Linked DNA regions of Homo sapiens: region 1 is linked to region 2. Evidence: chromatin loops called from intact Hi-C (ENCODE). Cell type or tissue: PC-9. All regions are shown on one strand. Each heading gives the region's core, and the rest is flanking DNA. Links, peaks and the distances in the headings are about the cores only. Region 1 holds the start of LOC105372157 (a long non-coding RNA gene). Region 2 holds the start of LOC124904314 (a long non-coding RNA gene).

Region 1 (10,304 bases), core at 1,436-9,435, 44 kb before region 2:
TACCAGCATTAAATATGTGAGCAGTTGAATGCCACCTGTGTTAGGGAGGCTGAAAAAGTCCTTTTGATTTGTTTCAAGTCACAATAAAAAATGTTGTTTGTCCCCGCACAGTCCTGTTCCAACTCTCGGATTGTTTCATCACATAGGAGAGTAGTATTGTCAGGAAACACTGCTTTCCTAATGTCAAAGAAGAAAAATAACCTGGTGGAAATTTCTGCTCACCTCAGTGGCAGATTTCCAGTTTTCCAATTCTGAAGCAGCAAAATATTGTTTTTAGCTGTTATGTCTAGAACCCAAAAGAGTTATGTAAAAAAAAAAGTCAATTATATTCAATTAAGGGAAAATTGAATGAAATTCCCATTATGTGCCAGGCACTAGGCTGGTCAATGTGAGTGATATAAGGTTAAAGAAGACCTCATTTTGGGTCCCGTGGGTCCCCTAGCCTAGCAGGACACACAGATGCAGAGAACATGGTAAAGGGCATGCTAAATAGACGTTCGGCCCAGAGGATATGGGGCTACATCAGAAGAAGCATTTACTTCTGACTGGGCTAAGTAAAAGCAGGAACACTTAAGCTATGCTTTTAGTGGTTTCTGGGAGCACAATGGGGGCATCTACTCTGTAAGATCAGACCATGTGGATGGCAAAGACTGGCTATAGCCAGAAAGAATTGCTGAACGAAGGCTGACAAGACATATGTTCACCATTCATGGAAGGTGGCCCGGTCATCCAGAGTTTCCCATCTCATTCAAATAGGAGAAATTAGCATATGCCTTTTTGGGGGAAGCAGGTAGAAGTGTCCTGAAACATTATACTCTAACAAAAATGACATTCTTCTCCCTCTATTTTGGGTTGAGACTTAATTGATTAAACTAATAGTAGCTGGAATTTATAGAAGTCCTTCTTATAACACTTTTCAAGAGATGTTTAGGGTCATCAGTATGCCCAGCAAAACCTTTTGAGAGCCATTAAATCCAATGAGGACAGGGAGACCCAGGGTCGTGGCATGAGCTGATAATGCCACACTGGGAGCAACATGAAGGTCTTGCCTAATTTCTCTCTTAGCACTTTTCATATTCTCTGTACTTTATCTCATAACCACTCAGCTTTCTGGACATCATTTTTTTTTTTTCTTTTTAATGGGCAAGAGTCTTCAAATTGCAAGGCACACTGGCACCATTTACATTTTAAGAGGCTTAAATTTTTAATTTTCTTTTTCATTTCACTGGAACATTTTAGAAAGTTGCACTGCTTTTTATTATGCCACATTCTGAACATACCCTACTGCTTTGATCCTAACCCCTTCAGAACCTGGGCAGGGCTGGACTCTCAAGGAATCAGTAAACAAGTTGAGAAGTCCGGCAGGCTGAGGACACTCCATCAGGCAGGGGTGGGCCAAAGCCCTCTACCTTATGAGACTCCATTATGTGAAGAAGACAGAAGATGATGGCTTTGGATTGTTGGATTCCAGCAGCCCAAGTGCACACAGCTTACCTAACTTGCCCTCTGCTGCTTAAACTGTTTCTAAGTCTGTCCCCCAAAGCCTTGTCAAATGGCAGTGTTCTCCCCCGGCCTCAGAATGCTGGATTGCATTAGGCTGTATGTCATTGCATTCCATGACTGACACCGATAGTATCTATCTGTTGAATTTCCATCCGAGTGCCATCCTTATTAGATTTCAGGAGGAACAGTTAGTGGCTCCATTAAAATTTCCTGACTTATTTTGGTTTCACCCTTAAGCAACTGCCTAAATGGCTTGTTTCCCTTGAAACTAAACATTTTCCTATGGTGAGAGCAGAGAAAATTAATAGCTTCTGGAATATAGAACAGTTGGGTAGGGATTTTGGAAACAATTCTCCCTTTTCTAAGGTTCTTATTGGAAGGGAGTCTTTGTTATCACCTTAGGGGGCCAAAGTCCTGTATCCTTAACACTGCCTGTATTTATCTCTGCTTACTCCCAAGCCTATCAGTTAAAGGGGTGAAAAGCAAATCAGCAACAAAGCCAACTGTTAAAAGAATGAGATCTAGGGTGGTAGGTTAGCACTCACAAGTACAGGCAAAAATAGCCTATTGTTCCTGGGAAAGCAGAGAAAACACACAAATTAACAGGATGCCACTGTTTCTCCGCAGCAAATTCTTGGTTCTTGTCATCAAATCATCTCACTTTTGAGTTCAGAAGCATAAGGAGTGTTTCTACTTGTGGCTTTGTAAGAAGAAGAAATTTCTACTTGTGAATTGTGATGACATACCTTCATTTAAGTCTTTGTGAGGGGTGTACCATACAGTTAAAGAAAGTGTAGAATTTCTGTTTTAAATAAAAATACCTGCTTTTCAATTTTCCTGCATCTGTTGACAACTGGTTAAATATTGTTTTCCTCTCCCAGGAAAATCATTATCCTGGTGGCTACACTATGAATCGTACATCTCTGCCTCTTCCTTCTTCCCTCTCAAGTAAACCATGCACATTCATTTATTTAATTGTTCAACATGTATTTATTGACTGCCTTCATGGCATATTGTACTCTGCTAGGTGCTGGGTATATGGTGATAAGCATAATAGATGGTTTCTACCTGCCTAGAACTTACAGGTCTTGAAGGAGAGACAGATATTTTAAAATATTTACATAGACATACACACACGTATGTATAAACACACATGCATACATACATCTAAACATAACATACATGCCTACATATATGCATCATATAACACACAAATTAAAAATGGTAATAAATGAAGAAAGAGAAATAAGGCTGGGCAAGGTGGCTCACACCTGTAATCACAGCACTTTGGGAGGCTGAGGCGGGCAGATCACCTGAGGTCAGGAGTTCAAGACCAGCCTGGCCAACATGGTGAAACCCTTTCTCTATTAAAAATACAAAAGTTGGCTAGGTGTGGTGGTGGGTACCTATAATCCCAACTACTCAGGAGGCTGAGATGGGAGAATCGCTTGAACCTGGGAGGTGGAGTTGCAGTGACCTGAGATCGTGCCATTGCACTCCAGCTTGGGTGACAAGAGTGAGACTCTGTCTCAAAAAAAAAAAAAAAAAAAAAAGAAAAAGAAAAATGAAATGAAAGATCTAATTAAATGAGGGCAGTCAGCAGTGGCCTACCTAAATAAATAAATCACTTTTGAGATGGGTTGGGGCTAGAAGGCAGGAGAAAAGAATAGCAATGAGAGAGAACAAGCTGTATGAAGGCCCCCAAGGGAGTGGCGTGTTTGAGAAACTGAAAGGAGAGTGACTGACAGGAGTGAGCAGGAGCCCCATGGCCATCAAGGGTTTGGGAGTCAAAGCAGTGAATGCAATGAGATGCATTTAGGTTTAAAAGGGTCATTCTAGCTGTTGAATGGGGAATTGATTTGAGGGAACTAAGAGAGGAGAGGTGTTTGCCATGAACATAGAGCAATGGGCCAGGAATGGTGGTCAAGCCTATAATCCTAACACTTTGGGAACCCAAGGTAGGTGGATCGCTTGAGTTCAGGGGTTCAAGACCAGCCTGGGCAACCTAGGAAGATCCTGTCTCTATAAAAAAATAGAAAAAAAATTAGTTGGGCATGGTGGTACTCACCTGTGGTCCCAACTACTTGGGAGATTGAGGTGGCAGGATCATCTGAGTCCGAGACGTTGAGGCTGTAATGAACTGTGATAGTGCCACCACACTCCAGCCTGGGCCACAGAGTGAGATGCTGTCTTTAAAAAAAAAAAAAAAAAGGAGTGACGGATTCAAGTACTCTTGGTGGAACAATTGAGAACTTGTTGATAAATTGGACATGAAAATCATGGAGACGGATGTATAAAAGTGACTCTTTCCCCTTTGATTTATGCCCTGACTGTTCAGTTAATTTCTCTTTAGGTGACCTTTCTCCCATGACTGCGCCACTTGTCTCACTCCCAGTAGGAAATAAGCTGAACTGGTTTTTCCATTCTTCTCCGGGGCCTTGACTGGGAGAGGCCAGTCAGCTCCACAGGCAGCTTCTCTGGTTGAATAAATACCTGCAGGGGTTTATTAACTCCAGATCTTATACAAACAAATAATTTGAAAATGACTGAAACCACTCTAGAATAATGCTTATTTACAGGTTTTATATCATATATGATAAATGATTAAAGATATAAGATGAGTTCTATTATAAATTTCAATTCTTTTTCAGTAAGGAATTGGCTTTACCCCTTAATTTGTGTCAACAAAGAAACGGTTTTGGCCTGGAGTTTGTTCCTCCTCCAGGTCTGAGGATATTTTTGTTTGGCTGGTTGGTTGCTCCATATTGGCTTGCTTCAGGACATCTGAATAAGAATATTTGTTTCTTGGTTTTAGGCCTCTTACGAGGGACTCCTTTCGTTTGCTTCTAACAAATATGTTCAGTGCACTTTGAATAATGGGTCTTTGTCAATTGACTTCCACAGGTGGCTTTGTTTCTTTTCAAAATGTTTTAAAAACTTTTTGTGTTATCAGTAAATAGTCATAATTAATAAAAGCATAAGAGCTACTGTGTATTGAATGCTAAGAAATGCTGCTTACTGTTTTTTAGATGTAATCTCATAAGATGGGTGTCAGTGTTTTCCATCAAAGTCATGTGGTTATTAAGTAGTGGAGATGGAATCTGAACCCAGGCAGGGCTGGTTTCAAGGCCAGAGCCCTTGGCTATTACCTTGGGTGTCTGATGAAGGTTCCCAGTAACCTGAGTCCTCTGGGCTGAGGTTCTTTGTGGCAGCCACACTCTCTGGTATGACCTGTGATCATCCTCTGCTTTGGCAAGGGGAGGACATTTTTAACCACCTGAGCAGGAAACAGTGACTTCCTCCTTGGCATCCCATCTGAATTTAATCCCTTCTGAGGATTAAATCCTGTGGATGTTTACGTGTCCTCTTTGATTTTCTTTTTCTTTTCAATTTTCCTCAGTTACTTCAGAAAGAAAATCCTTTTCTCCAATTTTATCATGTCTTCTCTAAGCCAAAAGAGGATGATTGAGTTATCACGGCTGATAAGCATTAAGAGTCAGTGATACTGTTTTATATATATTAAAAAATGTCTGTTTCAGACTTGGTTCTGCCATGCAATGATTGTTTCTAATTTCTAATTATGGAAGCTATCTTAGATAAATTGTTAACTACCTTTTCTTTTCAAAGTACAGTGGCTGGCCAGGCGTGGTGGCTCACACCTCTAATCCCAGCACTTTGGGAGGCTGAGGTGGGCAGATCACTTGAGGTCAGGAGTTCCAGATCAGCCTGGCCAGCGTGGTGAAACCCCATCTCTACTAAAAATACAAAAATTAGCCAGACGTGGTGGTGGATGCCTGTAATCCCAGCTACTTGGGAGGCTGAGGCCCAAAAATCACTTGAACCTGGGAGGTGGAGGTTGTAATGAGCTGAGATTGTGCCACTGCACTCCAGCCTGGGTGACAGAGTGAGACTATCTAAAAAAAAAAAAAAAAAAAAAAAACACACACACAGTGGCTGGTACAAAGTAGAAATATAATCTGTGTTAGTCAGTGTTGAATCCTAAATAAGGGAGGGGTTAAACATTTATTTACTTGACAAACAGGTACTGAGAGCCCTCTATGTGCCAGGCACCCTGCCAAGGGTGGGTGTGCATAGATGAGGTTGAGATTTAGAAAATCCAGAGTCAGTGACTTGGATTCTAATCTTGCTCTCCTCCACATGAATTGTGAAGCTTGGTAAATTGCTTTATCTCTAAGCAACAGATTTCTCGTCCAACAATTGGAGCTAATCAGAGGGCTGATTTCATAGGCCCTATGTTAGGTGGCTTGAATGAGAATTAATGGGAAGCACTTGCACAGTGTATAGCTCATTGTAAGGGCTCTGTCAGTGTTACCTGTTGTTATTATGAAAAAGAAGATCAAGAGAAGAGGAACTATACCCCCAGTGTAATTAATTTCAATAAGCATTCAGTAAGCACACACATGTGCATGTATACACACATACTTATATACCTACAAGGGGAATACAGATATTTAATGTTGGGGAGAAGGGTGAATATTCAATCTGAAATTATTATTATTATTTTAGACAAAGTCACTCTAGTCGCTCAGGCTGGAGTGCAATGGCGCGATCTCAGCTCACTGCAACCTCCTCCTCCCAGGTTCAGGCGATTCTCCTGCCTCAGCTTCCCGAGCAGCTAGGATTACAGGCACCTGCCAGCATACCCCACTAATTTTTGTATTTTAGTAGAGACAGGGTTTCACCATGTTGGCCAGGCTGGTCTCGAACTCCTGACCGCTCACCTCGGCCTCCCAAAGTGCTGAGATTACAGGCATGAGCCACCATGCCTAGCCTTAAAATTATTTTTATAAAACAAAACAATGCATTTTTTATATAACATAAACTGTGGAAAGTCAAACTTAACAAATCTCTTGGGCAAAGAATAAGCAAACTTGAACCAAAGACTTTCAGTGTCCCTTGATGTTTCCATAGTATATGAGTCTATGGAAAAAAAAAAGGCAGACTTTGATTTTAATGTAAATTTAGACAATATTGCTATTAACTGGATTTTCAGAGTGAAGGCAGACATGACAAAGTGAACTGTGGGCAGAGAAGCAGTTGGACAGAACCAATCTTTAGCAGATGGCCACTAGAGTGACATTGCTGTGTGGTGGCAGCCCAGCGGCTGCTGTTGGGCTGAGATTTGGTGTGCTGTCCAGGACAGAGCAACTCAAGGATACAAAGAATGTTGACCAGAGTCCTGGCAGGCACTCAGCATGGGGTGGGTGGATAGGCCTCACCCCTGGGGTCAGGATGTTCCAACAGGCAGGCAGAGCATGACAGAGGAGGATGGGGGAGGCAATACTCAAAGTCCAGCAGGATTGGCTGTGGATTTCAGGGAAGTGCATCAGCAGGGAGCAGGGCCCTGATCTCTGGGGTTGAGCTGAAACGTGGAGACTGGCAAGAGCAAGGCAAGTCTTGTTTACAGACCTTGAACTCCAGTTCCTCTGCAGCCCAGGCTTATGTGGCAGGATTCAGGATTCAGAACTTATGGTGGCCGGGTGTAGTGGCTCACACCTGTAACCCCACCACTTTGGTGGGCAGAGGCAGGAGGACTGCTTGACCCCAGGAGTTTGAGATCAGCCTGGGCAACATAGTGAGACCCCACTTCTTTTTTTTTTTTAATTTTTTTTTTTTTTTTGAGACGGAGTCTCACTCTGTCGCCCAGGCTGGAATGCAGTGGAGCAATCTCGGCTCACTGCAAGCTCCGCCTCTGGGGTTCACGCCATTCTCCTGCCTCAGCCTCCCGAGTAGCTGGGACTACAGGTGCCTGCCACCACGCCCGGCTAATTTTTTGTATTTTTAATAGAGATGGGGTTTCACCGTGTTAGCCAGGATGGTCTCGATCTCCTGACCTCGTGATCCGCCCACCTTGGCCTCCCAAAGTGCTGGGATTACAGGCGTGAGCCACTGTGCCCAGCGTGACACCCCACTTCTATGTAAAAAACAAAACAAACAAACAAACAAAAAACTTAAAAATGAGCCAGGCTTGGTGACTCTTGCCTGTAGTCCCAGCTACTTGGGAGGCTGAGGTGGTAGGATCACTTGAACCCAGGAAGCTGCAGTGAGCTATGATAGTGCCACTGCACTCCAGGTGTGGTGACAGAGCAAGATCTTGTCTCAAAAAAGAACTTATGGTAACCTAGAAGGACCCAAACGCCTCTATTTAAGTCTCCTTGACTGAGGGCGGGGCTGGGCTTGCCGGTAAGGGTCAGATGCCACTTGCTGTGAGGAATGGAGAGGTGCAGAGACTGAGAAACCCAGAATTTCTTCCAGAATGTGCATAAACAATTCCCACTCCCTTCTTGTATTCCTATTTTCTAATTATATGTAGTTACTAATACATCATATAGCTTTACTTAGTAAAAAAAAAAAATCAATATATACTATTAAAATGGCATTCTCCATCTAAGCAGCTATATGATTTGAAATGTCCACCACAGCCTTAAGCTTCAATCAATTTAATTATTTTTGATACATGGAAGTCATAAAACTAACTTAACTTAAAAAATTTTGTATATCTTTTTCTATAATTTGATAAATGGAAGATTCATTTATACTTCATGTTTTCCAACTTTTGGTTTGAAAACCTGTCCCTATATTGAGGAATATTTAAAAAGAGCTTTGTTAGGTTGGGAAAATGATCACATTTGTGACATTTTTTTTCTAATGAAAAATGCATTCCAAATTTGCAACAGCCACCCTGGAAGTTTCTTTCAGGCAAGATCTGTTGGGAATGTACCATAGTGCCATGTCCAGAACCCTCGGTAGAAATGGTGCTCAATAAATATCAAATGTGTCTGACGGTAGGGAGAGGCTTTTAAAGCAATGCCTCTCCAAAATTGAAGCCATTGAGTCTGATCCACTGTATCCTTGAAATCATAACAGAACCAACCCCCTATCAGGTGGAAGTGTTCACTACCGAAATATGACCAAGTCGATTAATCATCCTTGTTTCTCCCTCAGCTCCTCAGCGCTCTCTCCCTACATTCCCTGTAGAGTGAATGTCACAACATCCACATTGGTGTCCAAGTCAGGCATCTTGGAGTTAACCTGCTGCAAGGAAAAATGTGGGCTTCAGGGGAAAACTATGCATTGTCTAAAGACAGCCCTCTGAGTTATGTGACTCTATGGGAGCTATTGTACAACTCTGTAAACCATACATAATTGATGGGATGCAAAATCATTTTTAGCTATAGCTGTGCAAATTCTGTCCTATCTTGTAGAGATTCAACTGAGTTCTCCCCCACTGTGGAAGAAACCAGTTTTACCTCCATCTGCACATTCATTTCAATATTCCTGATCTATAAATGTGTCTGTTTTTCAATTTCTCCCTTGATCCAGTTATAACATCTGCCTGGCACCTTCTTTATGAGTAAAAGAAAATCTTTAACATGTGTTCATTTTATATCCTTATGAGTCATAATTTTACCTTTTTTTGGAAAATTATCTTTTAGCACTGCCTTTTTCTCACTCATAGCTTCTCATCCTTCATTTGTTCACTTAGTTCTCTTTCTTCTAATGTCTCTCTAATTTTTCTCTTTCTCTGCAACTCCACTGCTGCAATCCAAGTTAAGTTCACTGTGATTTTTTTTTAAACATAGATCATGGCAACAGACTTCTAATTGGTGCCCTGTGTTCAACCTTGGGCCTCCCAACCCTCCCCACATTTTATTCTATACCCTTTAACTCTCTAAAAATGTAAATCCTCTCCTATCTGTTTCCTTCTTAAAGCTCCTCAAAGGTTTTGCATCATCTGTAGACTACTGGTCTTGTTAAGAAGCTGGGTCTTTGAGATACATTGTGAGCTATGTCCTGCTGTAGCCTCATAACTATTTTCCCCACTCCTTCACCTTCAATCTGAGGGCCAACCACAATTAACTTCTTCCAATAACCTTTAATACCCCACTCACTTCTGGGACTTCCCTCCTGCTGTTTCTTCTGCCTGCCTGTCTTCCCCCTCCACCTTCACTGGGCTAGCTCATCTCATCTCAGCCCACATGTAACTTTCCATGGGAGGCCATCTCTATTGTGTACCCTGTTCTTTCTCTGCAATAGAGAGCATGACACTGTAGGGCTACATCCTTTATTCCACAGAATACTGTAATCTCCATGCGGACAAGGATTGTCTTCTTAACTCTTATAACTCCCACTGCCTAGTTTAGAACGCCAATGAGTATTTATTGGATGCATGTGACTTAGGGTCTGGGCACTCAGTGTGGCCCAGCATAGCAGTGCTGGCATTTTTTCTATTATAATTTTGCAATAGTTATTAAACAATAGAGATGGACAATATCCAGAGAGACTATCATCTCCTAATCTTTCCTTGTAAACAAAGAGGTTAATCTATGTTCTTGGAGTACATAGGCAGGCAGGGGGTTATTGGCAGAGCTGGTCTTGCATCTTGGTTCTGAAGATATAACTAAGGTGGGCTGAGTCCTAGAGTTTTGTGACTCAAGTGTGCTCTGTGGGACCAGCAGCATTGGCATCCCCTGGGAGCTTGTTAGAAATGCAGAATTTTCCTTCTGAACAACAGTTATGTGGAAAAGAGAAAAAATGTAAAGAAAATAAAGAAATGCAGAACCTTAAGCCCAGCCCCAGACTTCCTGAGCTAGAATTGGGATTTTAATAAAACAAGATGCCTAAGTGACTTGATTGCACATACAGTTTGAGGAACACTGTCTAAGAGGTCCTACTTGTTGTGTGATCTTGGAGAGGTTACTTAAGCACACAAGTACTTCCATAATTGTGGAATGAGGCTTCTACTTTATACGTAGCTTATAGGGCTATAATGAAGATTC
Region 2 (10,304 bases), core at 725-8,724:
AAGATTAAGTTGAAGACATCTGAGATTCAACAGGTACAGAAAGGAGCCTTCTTGAAGCATTCCTTATCTGACTAAAAGCAGGAACCTCTGGTATGTGAGATTGCCATAAATTCTCTCTTTAGGGCAGGTCTTTGGGAGACAGACCAAGAGTTAACCTACCACAGATTCGCTCTTCCAGGGAGTTTCATGACCATGAAGAAGATAGACCACTTATCACAAACTTTCTTATCTTTAATTTGTTCTCCTAAAAATCCATCTATCATTCCTAAAGAAACTTATTTGTTTTTCCCATAGATGTCTTTTCTTCCATCTTCCTTTTCTCTCATAACTTAAGTACATAAGCCCCACATTCTAACCACTTCTTTGATTTACTGAGCACTCCTGCATATATGCCCATTATATGAGCAAATAAACTTCCTCTTCTTCTTCTTCTTCTTTTTTTTTTCAGTTTAATTTGCAGGCCTCCTAAGGAACAGAGAAAAAGTTTTTCCTCCTTCACAAACTCCTGCTGTGTTAATTTGAACTAGGCATAGTGCTGCGTACTGGGGTTGAGGTGTGGGGAACATAACCCACAAATATCAGTGAAATATAATCTTTGCCCTTTAGGGGTAAATGGGAAATTCTTATTGGCAGAAACTGTTCTTTGCACTAGTAATGACCCATTTCAAAGGGTCATCCTTTCAGATCCTGTTGGAAGGTCTTAAATATTCTTTTGAATTTGGGCTGGGGAGACACATGGTATGAAATACAATGGAGACACAGGATGTTAGGTCAAACATGAGAAAGATGGTGCAGAGCTTCGCCAGCTGTATGAGCCATGAAGTGCCCCAAGAACTTGGACAGCCCAGAAGTTTGTCATTAATCTTCCCCATTTAAGGAAGAGCTCTTGGCTTATGTTAGCATATTTGAGTTTCCCTGTAATCTAGATTAAACTCCTTTCAGAGGTGTTATAGAGCAGGGGTCCCCAACTAGTACCAGTCTGTGGCCTGTTAGAAACTAGGCCACAGAGGGGAGGTGAGCAGTGGGTGAGTGTTACTGCCTGAGCTCTGCCTCCTGTCAGATCAGCTGCGGCATTAGATTCTGATAGGAGCATGAACTGTGCAAGTGTGGAATGTAGGTTGTGCACTCCTTATGAGATGGAACAGTTTCATATTGAAACTGTCCCCTCCGCGTCTGTGGAAAAGTTATCTTCCACGAAACCAGTCCCTGGTGCCAAAAATGTTGGGGACTGCTGTTGTAGAGTACATAGAAAGAACCATCAACATCTTTGCTAGAATGCATGCAGCTTCTGAAGGCGAGGGAAAAAAAATCCATTTTACTGTCTCATTCTAGGTTCAATGACTAAAGCCCATAAATCAAACTGATGAAAGATTAACAAGAGAGAAAACAAACAAACAAACAAACAAAAAACAAAAAACAGTTCTAATTATATATGTATGCAGCAGAGAAAAGAAATGTGGCTCTCAATCACAGAAAAAAAAAATGTGGCTCAAGGAGGCAGCCAGATTGAGATTCATACACCCTCTTAGGTTAAGCAAAGGAAAAGGGGCTTGGGGCTTCTGTATGGGGAAGACAAGTTAGGGGAAGGTGAGGGGAGGAAATGTATAGTAAATAAGGATTGCCTTGTTATGCAGATAAGAGTGTCTCAGTGATAAGAGCTGTCTCCTGAGTAGCTTTCTTCCTGCTATGGAGGCACTTTTGCAAATGAGAATTTCCTTATTAAATATAAGTTTTCTTTACAAAAGGGAAAATTTATTCTTTAGTTTTAGGCAGTTAGAGGAAATTTGAGCTCTTCCTCCATCTGCTGGTTCTCAATTGCCTTTAGCTCAAAATAATCCTCATGCCAAAGTGGCATATTTTTTTTGGGGTGGGGGGGGCGACATATTTAGTACTCTTCATATCCAAGCAAATCTAGACTCAGGTTAGAACATTTTCTCAAATGATGATGCATTTGGATGACTAGTTGGCTAGGCTGGGCAACAGATTTAAGAGTGTTTGAGAAAAGGTTACTGCTCATTATGGCTTCAGCCTTCCTGACATGCCTACCTCATGCTCCTTTTTAATCTCATACTGCTAATTTCCATTTAAACACTGTCTCTTCTTAGGGCTTATTAGAATTAGTTGTCTCTGGGCATTACATATTCAGCATTTTGTCTGTGTTCAAAATTTCAGCTAAAGAGAAATTCTCCAAATTGCACAAGACATGATGGAATTCATTCTTTTAACAGCCTTGTCTCACTAGTTTTGTGTTTTGCAGAGGAGAAGGCAGCTAGATTCCTTTCCTTTCATGTAATAAAACATAGAGAAGAATAGGTCTTACAGCAAACCAGAAGCAAAGTTACAATGAAGACAAATATTTGAGAATACATCCAAGAATTTTTTGGGAAAAAAATGTGCCCTGGGAAAATAGATTCCAATCAACACAAATTAATTTCTTAGGAAAAAATTGTTAATATTTCCCTCCTCCTTTATTTCAGCATTGGCATTTTGATTATGGGATTCAATTCATGCCACAGAATGAGGACATGGTTTGATCCTGTCCAATGCAAGTCTTGTTGGGGATGAAAAATAAAATTTGGTACTAATAAGGTGTCCATACCTTAATGGATGAGAAATAGATAAGTTCTTCTGGTGCAGGTACCATGTCTTATTCATCTTTATGCCTCCGAAATGACAAGCCCAGTCACCTGTACATGGTAGATGATTGAAAAAAGTTTACTGAACTGAATTACTGAAGACAAGTGAATCTTGGGATTTGCTGTGTGCTCTTAATCTTTTGAGGCTATTGTCTAGGACAAGCTTGAGTCTTTTCTGGGAATGTGTATTCCTTCTTATTTTTAACTGTATACCTGAAGGTTTGTACATGGTTACTTAATCAGCATAGCATAAAATCCAAGGAAATAGCTCATTTACATTCTGCTTTATTTAAATTAGACCTAGGGAGATCTTACTCAGCTTACTTCATTATTAATAAATAATGAAACTATTCAGGAAGGAAACTTCAGTACTGGGGTGAGGGAGGGCTAGCTGTAACCATGTAGATTGCTAACATTTTAGTGAGGGCTGAGTACTACAAACACTGTGTATGAGCAATTTATGGAGTAAGTTTTAAATATAGCCTAGTCTTGGAGTCGAGGAATAACCAGATCAGTGATTGGTTGTTTCTATGTCTCATACCCAGAGTCTAGTTTTCCCCCTGTTAAAATTATGACCAGTAAACAACTGTGCTTTCTACAAAACTGGGAAAGTGCTTGTAATGGTCAGGCTTGAGTGATGTATGTAGCAAAGCAAAGTTGGCAGGTGCAGAATGAAAGATAGTGGTCACTTCTCCACTCAGGATTTATTTTCATTGTTTTTAGCTGGGAAAATAAATGTGGAGATTTTTCAGACAAACACGGTTTCTTGAAAATGCAGGTAATTGCTCCCATTGGTGTGCTCTGAAAGCACAGTGATACTTGCTAGGATAGATCATGAGCTGACATTACATTTCCAGGCTGGAACGCTGGCCTTTATCACAGCCTCAGAGGAAAAGGAGGCTGAGACTGAATGAGGCTGCAAAAGAGCTGACTGCTGAGACCATCACTTTTGCATATAAATTTTAGATCCTTTAATAACATGAAATGGTCTGGGTGCATTACAATTCCACATTAGGCATTGGCTGGCTGTAGACATCCAGGCAAGTGTAGGGGAGAAAAAGATAATTTTCTTTCTACCCAGTCTGAGTTCTTAGCCAGGACCCACTGTAACAAAAGATGGTTTAACAAGAGAAAAAAAAATAGAAGTTTATTAACATGTCTGCCTCATATATACATGAGAGTCACCCAGGGAAAAATGAGTAAATCCCAAAGAGATGGCTTTGAGTTCAGGCATAAATACCATCTTTAACTGAAACAAAGAAGGGTGTGGGAAAGGCAGGTTATGGGGAGGTAACCAGGAAAAGCACGGCAAACCAGGGTAAGGTTTATTGAGATTTGTCAGTGCTGTCTCCGCTGTTACATCTCTAGTGATTTAGACTGGTACAGAAAGGAGACACGAAATGGAGATTTCCTTCATAGATGTAAATTTTCTTTGTGTAATTTCTACTCTGTTTTCAGAGTTTCTCCTATGTCTGCATTTTCTCGAAATAATCAGCTCTAAATAATTCCTATGCCAAAGAGGCATATTATGGGGTAGCATATTCTGTTCTCTTACATGCTCCTTGCATCCCTTAAAGGGTTTTTTGTGGGGGGTGTTAAATTGTCCTACTATTTAAAACCATCTACCCTTAGTTATATAGTTCTCATGTGTAAATCTTAAGAGTGCAATTTAGGGCAGGCATGGTGGTTTATATCTGTAGTCCCAGCACTTTAGGAGGCTGAGGTGGGAGGATTGCTTGAGCCTGGGAGTTCGAGACCAGCCTGAGCCACACAGCAAGACCTCCATCTCTACAAAAAAAAAAAAAAAAAAAAAATTAATGCAAATTAATAATCTGATGAAAATCTTCCCACTTCCTTTGGGAATGCCAGAGCAGTGAGTCACTAGAGAGCCTTCCAGAGAGGGGAAGTGGCTGCATGCCTGAGCTCGTCACTCATTGGCACATCAGTTATCTCTGCCCTGCAGAGAGCCAAGGCGTCCTTCAGACAGGAAATAGGATCTTAGTGGGTGGCCGCCAAGAGCGCACAGACTTTGAAGCAGGAAAAGACAGTCTCTAGAGCAACATGGAAAGGATCCAGGTAAGGGAGCTTCTGTCGTCAGGGCCACATTGGCACCAAGGGGGTGCAGCAGAGGGGCTGACTTAGAAGAAGGCTAGTTTCTTCCCAATGCCACCCTATTCCACCACCCCACCACCCACGTTCTAAATGGTTTTGCGGAAGTGAATTGCTTAATTTCCCATCTTTTAGCCTTTAAAACATATTTTTCTCCCTCAAGTATTTGTTTTCAGGCAAAAGCAAGCCTCCAAAAGCCCCTTGGTTCTTCTCTGTGTGTCTCGCCCCTTCTGCCTTGTACACCAGACTGCCGGCAAGCAAGCGGGGAGGTGGCGAACAGCTGGGATCCTCCAGTGAAAAGTTTGCTCAGCGCGAGAGATGTCAAGAGGCTGGGATTGTCGCCTATCGGGAGGTGGGGAGCTCTCTCACTCACACTTCCTGGGAAATGAAGGAGAACTAATAGGCAGCCCGCATTTGCAGCCAGCCAACCTGGGTGGTATTCCTTGAAGTGAAGCGCTCATAAATCCCTTCTGGGGCCAGAGCCGGTTTCACAAGCTGCAGGATTTGGGTGGCCTGCCTGCTCTTTGGGAGCGGGCTTGGGAAGCTGAAGAAATTGAATCAGGACCTCAGGCCCTTTACAGACTCCCTTCTACACTTGGTTGCTGATTAAGAACATTATGTGGCATTTAAAATGGCACAATTATCTTCCGTTGGCCGTTCCTAGCTAAAAGTAGACTCCTATCAGCCCGTGACTGACGACAAGAAGGCTCTTCGTCCCTGTTTTTGAAATAAACATGGGTATAATCTGAATGTGTCAACTGCTTATTTCCTAAGGGAGTCTAATGGATAATTTTTAAAATCTAACTTGGACGTATTCATAATAAGCATCGTCCATTTTGCTAAGTTCTTTCCTAAGGCAAATAAATAGAGTCTTGCAATTGCTTTCTTTGTTCTTGTCAGAATGTTTCAGGTTTAGATTTCTCACCCCAGGGGAAGAAGAATGTGTGTACAAGTACATTTGGCAAACTGGGTTTGAAAATGTAGAGGAATATGCTTCTCAATAGAGAAGTTTCCCTCCCATATTTTCTTATGCTATGGGTTGGAAAGGCTATGTTTCCCTGTTTGCCAAATGCAAAAACAAACAGGCAAACAAACACAATTTTTAAAAAAAGTTAAAACAATAAGAAGGCCAGAAGCAATCTAATTTCAGTAATATTTTTAAGAAATTAATGGCCTGTATATGTGGCAACAGACACTTGGAAAAGATCAGGCCGACAGATGGGCACAAGTAAAGCCACAGGAAAACTGGGAAGGATGATAAATATTATCTGTAGGACATTTTTATCCCCCTTGTTAATTAACTATCCTGCTTTTCTTACAACAGCTATGCTTATTTTCCTTTTTACTCCAAAATTGTTTTATTTCATATTGCTTTCTTTCAAGTTTTCTCATATTTCCCTCCTGTGAGTTTTTTTTTTCTTTTTTTTTTTTTCTATCCCAAATCTGCTTTGATTTTCCATCCTGTGTTCTCTCCCACATCTCCTTCAACAAGGTTTTTGCAGGGAGAAAGGAAGGACATTTCCTTTGCCTCTTGTCAACTTCTTAACAATTTTCTTGCTATTAATGTCTAACAACTTTCCAGCCCCAGGGAATACACATACCTTCTTTTTCTATAAATTGTTGTGTGCTGTTCTCACTGCCCATCGTTGAAAATGCAACATGGCATTATTAATCTTACTCTCACTCTCTTTTTTTTTTCCTCTTAGAAGAATTCCACAGATGAATTGGTTCTGCCCTGTATCTTTGAATGGTTTTTATTTTCTGATGTCCAGTGTGGCAGCCTGGCAGAGACATTTAGTTGAAAGAACACGGGGCTCTGGAAACAACCAGTCCTCCTTGGTTCATATTCTCGTGTTGTCACTTATTAACCGAGTGACATTGGGTAAGTTCTTTTGTCCCTTTGAGCTAGTGTCTTCATTCCAATAACTATTCCTACCATCTGAGTTTGCTAATGGGTCTCAGGGAGAGGTAAGACATATATCACTTGGTACCTCATTTCATTTCTCTGATAGCAGAAAGTGGGAAGGTCATGACCAGTCAAGGGGCCTCTGAGTCAATCACGATTTTTCCTTCTGCAGAGTGTAATACCTTCTTTTCTTCCTGCCACAGAAAAAAACCACACTTGCTGAGCCAAAGAAGACCTTTCTGTTTTTTGAATAGCTTTGACTAGGTACATTTCTTGAAAAGGATTCTTCTTTGGCAGGAGAAGCCCAGATTTGAGGTCCCATGGTCCAGGAGGCATCTCATATACCTCTCTTGGTATGCCTACTGTCCCATTTTATTGACATCTCTCAGCAGAGTGGGAGATAAGAGGAGATGATGCTGGAATTCTTTCTGAGTATCAGTCTAGCATTGGCGGAGGGTCGAAAAACTGTAATAAAACTCTCTAAGGATTTGTCTAATTCAATAACTTAGATCTGAGCCAACTATCATCTCCTTGGAGAAGACTTCCCTGACCGTATGATCAAAATTACTTCCCCCAGTCACCCTCTAGTCATCAGTGTTCTTTTATCCTCATCCCAGCACTCACCACTCTCTGAAATTACTTGCTTATTTATATGTGTACTTGTTTATGTTTCTTGTTTGTTCCCTCCACTGAAACAAACTCTATGACAGCTCTTATTTTCTTTTCTAAGCCTCATTGCTTAGAACAGTGTATGACAAAAGTAGGCCCCCAATAAATATTGTTACATAAATAATTAGACTATAGATCTCACTAATGTTGGAAATGACCCCAGCATCTATAAAGGAATAAATATAGCAAAAGATATAGTTCTGGCTGGGCTCAGCTAATCTCACCTGGTTCATCTACCTGGCTGGGCATGTATGGCAGGGCAGAGTTTCTTTTTTAGATTCGAACTGCATCCTAGTTGAACACACTGATATATCCATAATGAAGTGACTACTCAAGAAGAATCAGGCAGCGATTGCAGTTTTATTTATTTCATGGAGTAATAATCACCACAGTTGATCATGCCTCCTCCTTTTTGAAAACAGTTTCTTACCTGTGTTCTCTCTTGAGTTTATCAGCAGTTGCACCCCACTTCAGTGTCCACCATTGGCTCCTGTCATCTCCCCAACCTTGACTCTCTTCTCATCTCTGTCATCGTTCATTCTCTAGGTGACTGTTTTAGTCACATGGCCTTGTTAGGAGTCAGAAGCAGATACCCCCAAATGTGGTGCTTTTAAACGCTGAACTGAAGAAGCCTCGAGGTCTCTCTGGCATCTCCCTACTCCTGACATCTCTCCTCAAACCTTTATCTGCCTAAGATCTAGACATGCCAAAAGGAACAATTGTTTCTTCTTCCCCTCTCTGTAAGTCCAAGAGTGTAATCACACCTGAACAGAACCTTTTCCAAGGAAATGTACAAGTTCATCTCTGTTCCCTGAGCCACTCATTCTCCCTAGTAATCCCCTCAACAGAATCGCTCTTCCCTCCCCTCCCATAACCTGCTCCACCAGGAAGGTGTGTAAGCTTCTGAATGCTCTTGAGGGGTGGGCAGTCTCTCGGTGGTTCTCCCCATGTATATACATTAAATAAATTTGTTTGCCTTTTCTCCAATTAACCAGTCTTTTGTGAGTTGATTTTTCAGTGAACCTTCAGAGCGTGAAGGAGAGGTTTCCCTTTGGTCCCTATAGCCTCAGATACCTTCCCATTCTGACAACCATGACATTATATTTTCAGCCTAGACACATATTTCCAGGATGTGTGATATACCCATTTGGATGTTGAGGTTGATTGTATGATGTCTACAGCCTTTGCTGTGTGACTCTGCATTCCCTCTCACTGAGAGGCAGGATCTACTCTTCCTGCCACCCCTGTGGAATCTGGGCTTAGTCATGTCACTTGCTTGACAGGATGAGGCCAAATTCAATGTACTGTAGGGAAAGAAATATCTTTTCCTCACCTATCACTATATTCATGGGTGAGGCCCCTATAACAAAAGACAGATTAAAAAGACAAAAGCAAAAACACGTATTTAATATAAGTTTTGTGTGGCATGGGAGCCTCCTGAAGAAATAGTTAAACGTGTGTATTTTTATGCTTAGGTGTAGGAAGAGTGGACAGTCATGGAGAAATATGATTGGAGGACAAAAAGCTGTGATCTGCTGGTACTAAACTGGGAGGAACTTAGCGAGGCTTGTGTATTCTGATTTTTCTCTGTGTCCCTGTGTCTTCAGAGATAAGGATGTTTCCTTTTCTCTGGGTATATGAAGGGTACTTCTTGAATGAGGGTCTTATGATCTGTTTCAGAAGAGAAGGGTAGGAGAAGGTCAGAGAGTGACCTTCCTAGGTTTTATGACCTGCTTCAAGGGAGAAGGGTGAGGGAGGAATGATAGTGACCTTCCTGCTTCTGCTGTTTTCTCAAATGCCAATGTGCCATATTTTGGGGTAAGATGTTCTGAACCCCATCAGTGTGCACATACTACGCCTAGTCCTCAAGAGTGCTTGTGTATTTCCACTTATTGTCTCTTGCGCTTCTGCTACTACCATGAGAAGCACAAGGCTCAGCTAACCCTCTGGCCCTGAGAGGAGAATGAGAAGGCGGGACGCAGTGGTGTATGCCTGTAATCTCAGCTACTCAGGAGGCTGAGACAGGAGAATCACTTGAACCCGGGAGGCGGAGGTTGCAATGAGCTGAGATCACGCCAATGGACTCCAGCCTGGGCAACAAGAGCGAAACTCTGTCTCCAAAAAAAAAAAAATATATATATGTATATATATGATGAGAAATTTGGAGCAGAGCTTCCTAAGGAACTTCAGTCAAGCCCTATTAGAGTGGATCACAAATCCATCTGAGATTAGTTGAGCCAAGCCCTAAGCAGCTGACTCTCTCTCTTTTTTTGTTTTGTTTTGTTTTGTTTTGTTTTGTTTTTGAGACAGAGTCTCGCTCTGTCACCCAGGCTGGAATGCAGTGGCACGATCTTGGCTCACTGCAAGCTCCGCCTCCCGGGTTCATGCCATTCTCCTGTCTCAGCCTCCCGAGTAGCAGCTGACTCTCATTTAACCCCCAGACTCATGAGCTATAAAAATTATAGCTTTAACCCATTGAGTTTTTTAAAAAAATAATTTTAGATTTAATTTGCGTAGTATAAATTGCATACGTTTAAAAGGTTCAGTGAGTTTTGACAGGATATACATTGGTGATCTCAAATACTTGGCATTGTCAGTCTTTTAAATTTTAACCATTCTCATGGGTAGGTAGGGGTATCTCATTGTAGTTTTTTTGCTTTGTTTGTTTGTTTGTTTGAGACAGGGTCTTGCTCTGTCACCCAGGCTGGAGTGCAGTGGCGAGATTTCAGCTCACTGCAACTTTTGCCTCCTGGGCTCAAGCCATCCTCCCACCTCAGCCTCCCAAGTAACTGGGACTACAGGTGCTTGCCACCATGCCCAGCTAATTTTTCTGATAGAGATGGGGTTTTGCCATGTTGCCCAGGCTGGTCTCAAACTCCTGGGCTCAAGCAATCCGCCCACTTAGGCCCCGCAAAGTGCTGGGATTATAGGTGTGAGCTGCTGCACGTAGCCTTCATTGTAGTTTTAATTCATTTTCCTGAGGA

The links. Peaks named below come from ENCODE experiments on the same cell type or tissue, not always from the same donor. Only the 100,000 strongest peaks of a DNase experiment are listed, where the experiment ranks them.
Region 1: it touches region 2 in a loop (2.2-fold over the local background); 3 of 110 quality-filtered maps call a loop at or near these places.

The regions. Positions count from the first base shown.
Region 1 is chr18:61,645,671-61,655,974 of GRCh38, reverse strand. LOC105372157 (a long non-coding RNA gene) reads right to left here and starts at 3,903. Exons shown (of 3, transcript XR_001753472.2): 1 at 3,862-3,903; 2 at 3,572-3,689. In PC-9, for the core only: no CTCF peak of the experiment used is centred there; DNase peaks (open chromatin) are centred at 3,924, 4,674 and 5,524; H3K27ac peaks cover 1,918 bases.
Region 2 is chr18:61,601,259-61,611,562 of GRCh38, reverse strand. LOC124904314 (a long non-coding RNA gene) reads left to right here and starts at 4,618. Exons shown (of 7, transcript XR_007066395.1): 1 at 4,618-4,712; 2 at 4,909-5,097; 3 at 6,452-6,627. RefSeq lists enhancers at 4,337-4,972, 4,085-5,284, 4,973-5,609. In PC-9, for the core only: no CTCF peak of the experiment used is centred there; a DNase peak (open chromatin) is centred at 4,572.